Linked DNA regions of Homo sapiens: all the other regions are linked to region 3. The links are chromatin contacts, found by Hi-C or POLR2A ChIA-PET in ENCODE. All regions are on one chromosome and are shown on one strand. The core of a region is the stretch at or near the end of the contact, and the rest is flanking DNA. Distances in the headings are between cores, read along the strand shown.

What was found. A loop is a pair of places that touch in the nucleus more often than their neighbours do. ChIA-PET counts read pairs that join two places held with the same protein, here RNA polymerase II (POLR2A). Pooled maps may share reads with other maps.
Region 1: a loop to region 3 is called in a pooled map, with 2.4 times the contacts of the local background. The contact joins the promoter of MILR1 here to the promoter of TEX2 in region 3. A Hi-C loop is called at or near these places in 2 of 50 pooled maps. POLR2A ChIA-PET finds 5 or more read pairs at or near these places in 2 of 52 experiments (T-cell and activated B cell).
Region 2: a loop to region 3 is called in a pooled map, with 4 times the contacts of the local background. The contact joins the enhancer-like site here to the promoter of TEX2 in region 3. A Hi-C loop is called at or near these places in 5 of 50 pooled maps. POLR2A ChIA-PET finds 5 or more read pairs at or near these places in 5 of 52 experiments (HEK293, OCI-LY7, T-cell and 2 more).

What each region holds. Positions count from the first base shown.
Region 1 is chr17:64,447,715-64,450,414 of GRCh38, forward strand. It overlaps MILR1 (mast cell immunoglobulin like receptor 1), which reads left to right and starts at 1,401. Exons shown (of 10, transcript NM_001085423.2): 1 at 1,401-1,509; 2 at 1,600-1,641. The coding sequence starts at 1,455. RefSeq lists a silencer at 1,264-1,313.
Region 2 is chr17:64,410,806-64,413,505 of GRCh38, forward strand. No RefSeq gene overlaps it. Among named protein-coding and RNA genes, the nearest start is that of PECAM1, 21 kb to the left of the region's middle. Within about 2 kb of position 1,431, at least 21 of the 41 ENCODE cell types and tissues checked have a DNase peak (open chromatin) inside an H3K27ac peak, as active enhancers do; they include OCI-LY7, where a contact is called at or near this core.
Region 3 is chr17:64,261,969-64,264,668 of GRCh38, forward strand. It overlaps TEX2 (testis expressed 2), which reads right to left and starts at 1,292. Exons shown (of 12, transcript NM_001288732.2): 1 at 1,200-1,292. RefSeq lists a silencer at 880-1,489.

The sequences.
Region 1 (2,700 bases), core at 151-2,650, 190 kb after region 3:
GGCTGCCCCAGCCATTCAACTCCTTGCTTCCTCTCTTGGTGGACCTGTCAATTCTTGCAAGTGTCAACCAGCTGTCTTGCCCACCTAGCCCTATAGTCATACCTTTCTATCCTTTTGGTGATCTCCACTCCATCAAGAAGTGGCTCTGCACATTCTATTTCAACTGACTTTTTTTTTTTTTTTTTGAGACAGAGTTTTGCTCTATCACCCAGGCTGGAGTGCAGTGGTGCAATCTTGGCTCACTGCAACCTCCACCTCCCGGGTTCAAACGATTCTTCTGCCTCAGCCCCTCAAGTAGCTGGAATTATAGGCACGCATCACCACACCCAGTTAAGTTTTTTGTATTTTTACTAGTGATGGGATTTCGCTGTGTTGGCCAGGCTGGTGTCAAACTCCTGACCTCGGGTGATCCGCCTGCCTCAGCCTTCCGAAGTGCTAGGATTACAGGCATGAGCCACCGCACCCAGCCTGCACGTTCTATTTCAAAGGCTGATCTAAGGTAACTCCTACTTCAGATCTCCTGGCACTGGAGGGCTTGCCGTAATATCAAGTCCCCAAGGCTCCCTTGATTCAGAAATCACTGAGGCAGCAGCACCTTGTACAGATATTTCTCAGCCTTCACTGTGCGTAAGAATTGCTCAGGGCCCTTGTTTAAAAAAAAAAAAATCAGCGTCCTGGACTTGAAACCCAGTAAGTCTGGAGTGGGGTCTAGGAATCAACGTTTAACAAAAGCAGGCATTTTTGGCCAGGCACAGTAGCTCACACCTGTAATCCCAGCACTTTGGGAGGCTGAGGCGGGAGGATCACTTGAGCTCAGGAGTTTAACACCAGCCTGGGCAACTAGACCCCTGTCTTTACAAATAAAAATAATTAGCCAGTCCTGATGGTGCACACCTGTGGTCCCAGCTACTCAGGAGCCTGAGGTGGGACGAGCACTTGAGCCCAGGAGTTTGAGGCTGCAATGAGCTATGATCACAGCACTCCACTCCAACCTGGGTGACAGAGTGAGGCCAGTCTCAAAAAAAAAAAGCAGGCATTTTTGATACAATATTTGTATGTATCTGCTTAAGACAGTCGGTTTGCTTCCAAAGACTAAATCAAACTTCCACCAAACTCCTTTTGGCATAGACTGAGTCCAGAGCAAGGAGATCAGATGGGTTTACATAGACAATGTAACAGTCAGATTTACCTCTTCTCTTTCCCAGCCAGCATGGGACGATGTGGGGGTGTGGGGGGGTGGGGGGGGCGGGGGAGTGGCAATCTACCAAATATCTCTCTTCTTACAGGAACTCACAGAGGAAGACAGATTGGTCGAACAAACCAGTATTATGCAAACCTCATCCAAACCCTCTGATTTCCTTAACTTGGCTAAGAAAAAGAGGAAGTTCTCCGAGTTACTCACCACTGTGGTTCTACTATGCCTTCTGACCCCGTCTTGGACTTCAACTGGGAGAATGTGGAGCCATTTGAACAGGCTCCTCTTCTGGAGCATATTTTCTTCTGTCACTTGTAAGCCCCCCTTATCATTCTGAGGCTCGAACCTCCAAGCCAACGTGTCATGTGGAAAGTGAGCTTTATCGTGTTCCTTTTCTGTTTCAGGTAGAAAAGCTGTATTGGATTGTGAGGCAATGAAAACAAATGGTAAGTTTCATTTACTTCTTTCTTATTGAAACCATTTTCACTGAAGTGGTGAGACAGTCTGATTGCAACATAAGCGTCCATTCAAAAGTGTTTCTGAGCTTTTATGAACAACCAAAGAACAGTCTTTTCAATTATCTATCATTTAAAATAAAATGATTTTAGGGAGGGGATTGCAGCATTTTTTTCTGAGACTCAGTGAGAAAAATAATGAAATTTGTTTTCACAATGAAAGTTTTCTAACTTTCCTTGTTATTGTTGTTTTATGGTTGTTGTGTTTTAACTAGAAAGCCAACACACAGGCTGGGTGTGGTGCCTCCGGCCTGTAATCGCAGCACTTTGGAAGGCTAATGGGGTAGGATTGCTTGAGCTCAGGAGTTTGAGACCAGCCTGAACAACATAGTGATACCTCGTTTCTTAAAAAAATAAAACAAAATAAAAAAACCCACAGAATTATTGTGAAATAATTCAAGCAACACTAGAAATATACATTGGGAAGTGGTCTAACCTCTGGTTCTACTAGTTACTAGCCAGCAGCCTGAGCTCATGACATACCCAGTTTGACCTTAATTTCTTTCTTTCTTTCTTTCTTTCTTTTTTTTTTTGAGATGGAGTCTCAGTCTGTCGCCCAGGCTGGAGTCAGTGGTGCAATCTCGGCTCACTGCAACCTCTGCCTCCCAGGTTCAAGTGATTCTCCTGCCTCAGCCTCCCGAGTAGCTGGGACTACAGGCGTGTGCCACCAAGCCTGGCTAATGTTTTGTATTTTTTGTAGAGACGGGGTTTCACATCGTTAGCCAGGATGGTCTCGATCTCCTGACCTCGTGATCCGCCCACCTTGGCCTCCCAAAGTGCTGGGATTACAGGCGTGAGACACTGTAATTTATTTCATCTGTGAAGTGGGCTAATAAAAGCACCTACCTGGTAGGCTAGTGTGCAGATCAAATGAGACAATCCCTGCTCCTCGTCACAGTGCCAGGCATATGGTAAACCATCCGTAAGTGATAGCCAAGGTGGTGGTTGTTACTGTATAAAATGTAAAAGTTCTGTTACAATCCTCCTCCA
Region 2 (2,700 bases), core at 181-2,680, 150 kb after region 3:
TTAGCTCCCTCTCTCCCATCCCCCATAGGATGAGGCTACAGAGGAATCCCTTAGGTCAACTTACAGAGAAGGACCCTGAGGCCCTGAGGTTGGCCATGTCTTGTCTGTGTGGCCAGCAAGGGGACTGCTGGGCCTGGCAGTGTCTCAGGACTTCCTGGCCAGGGAGCTTCCTTTGTTGTCTCTGGAATCCCCCCTTGCCCTGTGTCCTTGAGTCTAGGACCTGGCACAGGTACATGTGATGCCATGCCCAGGGTGCTGTAATCCAGGCACTGGCCTCTAAGGAATGGTTACGGAGGGCCAGACCAAGTCCAGCAGAGCCAGCTCTCACCAGGCCTGTGCAGTGGGTGAGCATATGTGATGGGAGGACATATGCAGTGGGTGGGCATATGTAGTGAGTGGGTATACGTAGTGAGTGGGTATATGTAGTGAGTGGGTATATGTAGTGGATGGGCATATGCAGTGAGTGGGTATATGCGGTGGGTGGGCATATGCAGTGGATGGGTATATGCAGTGGATAGGCATGTGTAATGGGCAAGCATATGCAATGGGTGGGCATATGCAGGGGTTGGGTATATGCAGTGGATAGGCACACGCACTAGGTGGGAATGTCATGGGTGGGCATATGTCATGGGTGGGCACATGAAATGGACAGGCATATGTCATGAGTGGGCATATGCAGTGAGTGGGCACATGCAGTGGATGGGCATGTGCAGTGGGTGGGCATATGCAGTGGGTGGGCATGTGCAGTGGGTGGGCATGTGCAGTGGGTGGGCATATGCTGTGGGTGGGCATACGCAGTGGATGGGCATGTGCAGTGGATGGGCATGTGCAGTGGGTGGGCATACGCAGTGGGTGGGCATACACAGTGGGTGGGCATGTGCAGTGGGTGGGCATGTGCAGGGGGTGGGCATACGCAGTGGGTGGGCATACGCAGTGGGTGGGCATATGCAGTGGGTGGGCATATGCAGTGGGTGGGCATATGTGATGGGTAGGCATATGCAGTGAGTGGGCAAATGCAGTGGGTGGGCATATGTCATGGGTGGGCATATGCAGGGCTGGGCACCTGCAGCAAGTGGGTTGTCGCGGGAGACTTTGCCCACACTAAGAGACTCTGAGTTTCAGTTTTCTGCCGCCTAACATGATATACTTGCGACTGCCTGTAAATCCATTTTTAACCCCCAACTAGGGAAGCTGAAGGAAGAGGAACAGCAGGGCCACCAGCTCAGCCCGGTGGCTGCATTGTTCTCCCCTGACATTGTTCTCAGGCCGGCTCTGCTTACCCAGAAGGCCCCCGTAACCCCTGGGGAATCCGATGAGATTGTTTTTCCCAAGACTGGGCTCTTCAGGTGTGAGCTGCAGTTCTTGGGCCACGTAGGTTACTGTGGCATTTCTGCAGCAGGAAAGAGGAAGGAACTTCTGATCTGTGGGGCAACGGCATCAACAATGTGCACCCCCACCAGCCGGCAGCGCGAAGAGGAAAGGAGCTCAGTTTCCATAGTGATAAATCACGAGGAAGGGAGCCTGGAGGGAGCCGGCAGTAAGACTTCTCCCTTCCCCTGGCTCCCTGCAAACGCATTCCCAATGCCAGAGTCAGTTAGCCGCCTGGCGCCTCTCCAGACTGAGCCCCCAGAACCGCAGGTAGAGGAAGACGGAAGGGGCTCTGCCAGATGGAAAACAAATTCCCAGCTCCTCTTCAATGTGTCAGTAAGGCATGGGTGCCCGAGCGGATGCGTCGGGGCCCAGGGCTGTGCCACACCTGGGTGGCCACCACATGCGAAGCTCTCGATGCATGCCACCTACATTATTCCATTCCATTCTCTTCTATTACGCCCTACACACGACTGTGTTCTATTAAATGAGCCCACAGCACAGGTGCTATTAGCCCTTTTATCACAGAAGAACAAACAGGCCTTGTGAGGGAGAGAGATGCACCAGAGACAATTCACCAAGTTAACAATAGCTCCTGAAGGTCTCAAGGCTCTCTTCTGAGATTCTTTCTCTTGCCAAAATCAGACTATTTTCCCCAAAGAAAACATTTGAGTTTTTTTGAAATGTTCTGGGAAGTCGTTTATCCCAAACGTCATCAGCCACTCTTTATGCAGGCCACGGTCTCTTGCCTGTAACCCTTGCATGTGCTGTTCCTTCTGCTTGAAATGCTGTTCCCTGCTTCCTTGGTCAGCTAACTCCTCAGGGTACTTGTCTCATCCCTCCTTCCCAGTAGCTCAGATGCCTTGCTTTCTGGGCTCCCACAGAACTTACACCATATTATGAAGCAACACAGAGTAATAGTAGGAGAAAAGGCTCTTCTAGGCCCAGACTAGCTGTGTGACCTCAGGGGATTTGCTTAACTTCTCTGAGCCTTGATTTCTTCATAGGCAAGATGGAGAGAATGCGAGCATCTGCCTCACAGTGTGTCTGTGAGGATTGGACATTAACATATGTAAAGCTCTTAGAAAATGCTTGCCTGCGGTTAATGCTCTAGAAACATTAGTCACTAAAGAATTAAGTTCTTAAAGCAAGAGCCATTCTTCATGGATATCTCTAGATCTAGAGGCTTAGGCCCAACTGGGTATGGAGCAAATGTCACTCTGGATTCGTGGGAGACTATTTTCCAGCTACACTTTAGGCAACAGGCACGGTGCTAGGCACCTTGATTCATAAGATTTAATTTAGTTAAGTCATTCCAGGACTGGTCTCAGA
Region 3 (2,700 bases), core at 42-2,541:
GTTCAAGGATAACCTGCCCTCCATTTTTCCTTATTGTTTTCCATATAAAAGTCACTCGTTGTTTCCCCTCCAGCTTACACCTGGCTCCTGAAATGACTCCTCTGAATCCTCTGAGAATCCTCAAAACATGTAAAAGCCTCATTCCTTTTAATGCATGTGCAGAGCGGTGATGGTGTGAAGACGCTGGCACTTCAAACGTGAACGTGGCACGAGCCCTGCCCTCAAGGAGCCCACAATTTTCCCTCAACTCTAAAAAAGGATGTCCTCCCTGGACAGTGTCTGTAAAACACAGTGACAAAGTACTTCATAGCTCTGGAGAAAGAGCGAGGGTGGAAACAGACTTTGCCCTTACATTTGACGCCCAGTAACCATAACAACCGATGGTTTAAGTAACTATCAACCCACTGAGGGGCTAAGTTTTCCAAAAATCGTTTTCAAAAGGGGAAGACTCCCCTGCACCAACTCCCATGGCAGCCGTACGCTCTAGGCAGCGTGTGGTGCAATGTGGCCAGCCGTTCCCCGCCTTCTCCGGTTCCACCGTATGGTTTCCGTGCTCAGCAGCCAGCAGCGACGGCGTCCACGGCCACACCGCCTCCCCGCAAGGCACCTGGCGCTAGGCCTCAGCCCAATGTCACTTGTTAACCTTCCGATCCCCCGGATTTCGGCACGCCGCCGCCTCCCTGCTAAAGCACACAAACCACCCCACCGCCACCCGCGTTCTCCAGGAGTTGGAGAAAAACCACCGGGGCGCATACAACCTCTGACAGATTCGAGTAAAAGTAACTGCGGTTCTCGACTTTCAAGCATTTCGCGTCGCCGGTGAGGGGGGCGGCAGGAACCCGGGGCCCCATTCATAAAATTGCAAGCCGTTTTCCTCTAGTTTGCGCGTGACGGTGCCTCCCTGCCCGGGGCCGGGGACCGCAGGCTGAGGGGACGGGGCCGGCAGCTCCTCCCGCCGGAGTCGAGCCCGAGCCATCCGGCGGGGCCCCGAAGGAAGGGATTGCCCGGGGGTGTCGCGGGTGGGCGTCCCCTTCAATACCTGAACCATGACAGCGGGGTGGGGGGCCGAGCCCCGCCACGCCAAGGGCCGCCGGACCCGACCGGTACTTTGAAGCCCGCGGGGTCGATCCGCGCCCAGCCCGGGCCTTATCCGCGGGGCGCTCCCTCCACCGCCCCCGCCTGGCCCTGAGACTGCTCACCCAAGATCCGCTGGCTGCCTCATTGTACTATGCCGGCGCCCGTGCTCCCGGCCGCGCGACTCCGGCTTCGGCTGGGGCACCGGCCGCGGTCCTGCTGCCCTGCCGCCCGCCCGCCCCCGGGCACACGCCGCCCCGCCCCGCCGGCGGACCCGCCCCGCGCCCGCGGCCGCCGCCGCCAACCAGAGGGCGCGGGGGCGGAGCAAACGGCACGCCAGGCCCAACCAATCCAGTTCTACCGCGCGCCGAGGTGAGGCCGCGGAAATGGGGGAGCGATTTGTCAGGTCTGTTAAAGGGGCCACCGCCCTTGGAGCTAGGGAGAGGAGTGGTGGGGAGGGTTACCTGGAAGAGCCCCAGGTGAGGGGGACAAAAGCTTCACTCTCCCAACGGGGCTGCACACTGTCCCCAGCTCTTTGCACTTCTTAATTTCCTCTTCCTGCAGTCTAGCAGCAACAAGTGCCCTTGAGACGAGGGCTGGGGGTTGAGGTGGGGTGACTGAGGCGCGGAGAACCAGGGGTATCCCCCTGGGCAAATTCACTCGATTTGCATTTTAGAGGGCCATCAGACGTATCTATCCCCATCCAACTGCAGACATTGATTTAAAAAGGCAAATTCCCAGTTTCCCGCATTATGTACTTCCCCCACCTGACTACCACACTACCACATCCTATCCTGAACTAACTCTGTTACTAGTTTTTTTGTTTGAGACGGAGTCTCGCTCTGTCGCCAGGCTGGAGTGCAGTGCCGTCATCTGGGCTCACTGCAACCTCCGCCTCCTGGGTTAAAGCGATTCTCCTGCCTCAGCCTTCCGAGTAGCTGGGATTACAGGCGCGTGCCACCATGCCCAGCTAATTTTTGTATTTTTAGTAGAGACGGGGTTTCACCATGTTGGCCAGGATGGTCTCGGTCTCTTGACCTCGTGATCCGCCGGACCCAGCCTCCCAAAGTACTGGGATTACAGGCGTGAGCCACCGCGCCTGGCCACGAGTTCTTAGAGCTTAGAACTTATATAGTATTAACTACTCATTTTTAGAGAGGCAATATCTGAGGCTCAGAGAGGTAAAGTGACTTCTCGAGGTAAATTCTCACTTAGAATGAGCTTCCTGGGATGGCAATGCCCATTGTGCATTTATCTTCTGCGAACCTGGGTTGGCTGGCAGAAGCACTGGCACATAGGGAGAGTTCCCCCTTCCCCCGTAGTCCTTGCCCCTCTGCACTTCCCACCCACCACAAGAAAGGACCAAGACAACAAACAGATGTGTCAGTGTGTCTCCTGCATTAGTGGGTCCCAAATGTCAGATCTTCAACGTCAGATCATCCTGGAGGGTTTTAACATGAAGATCTCTAAGTCCCACCCCAGAACCTGTAATTCAGTAAGTCTGAGATGGCCTTCGACACCCCTCCCTCCAGGTGATTCTAATGCAAGTGGTACAAGGACCACACTCAGGTGCGTGTTTTGAGTCTATCATAGTCATGAAATTCAAATTCAATTGGCAAAATGAAA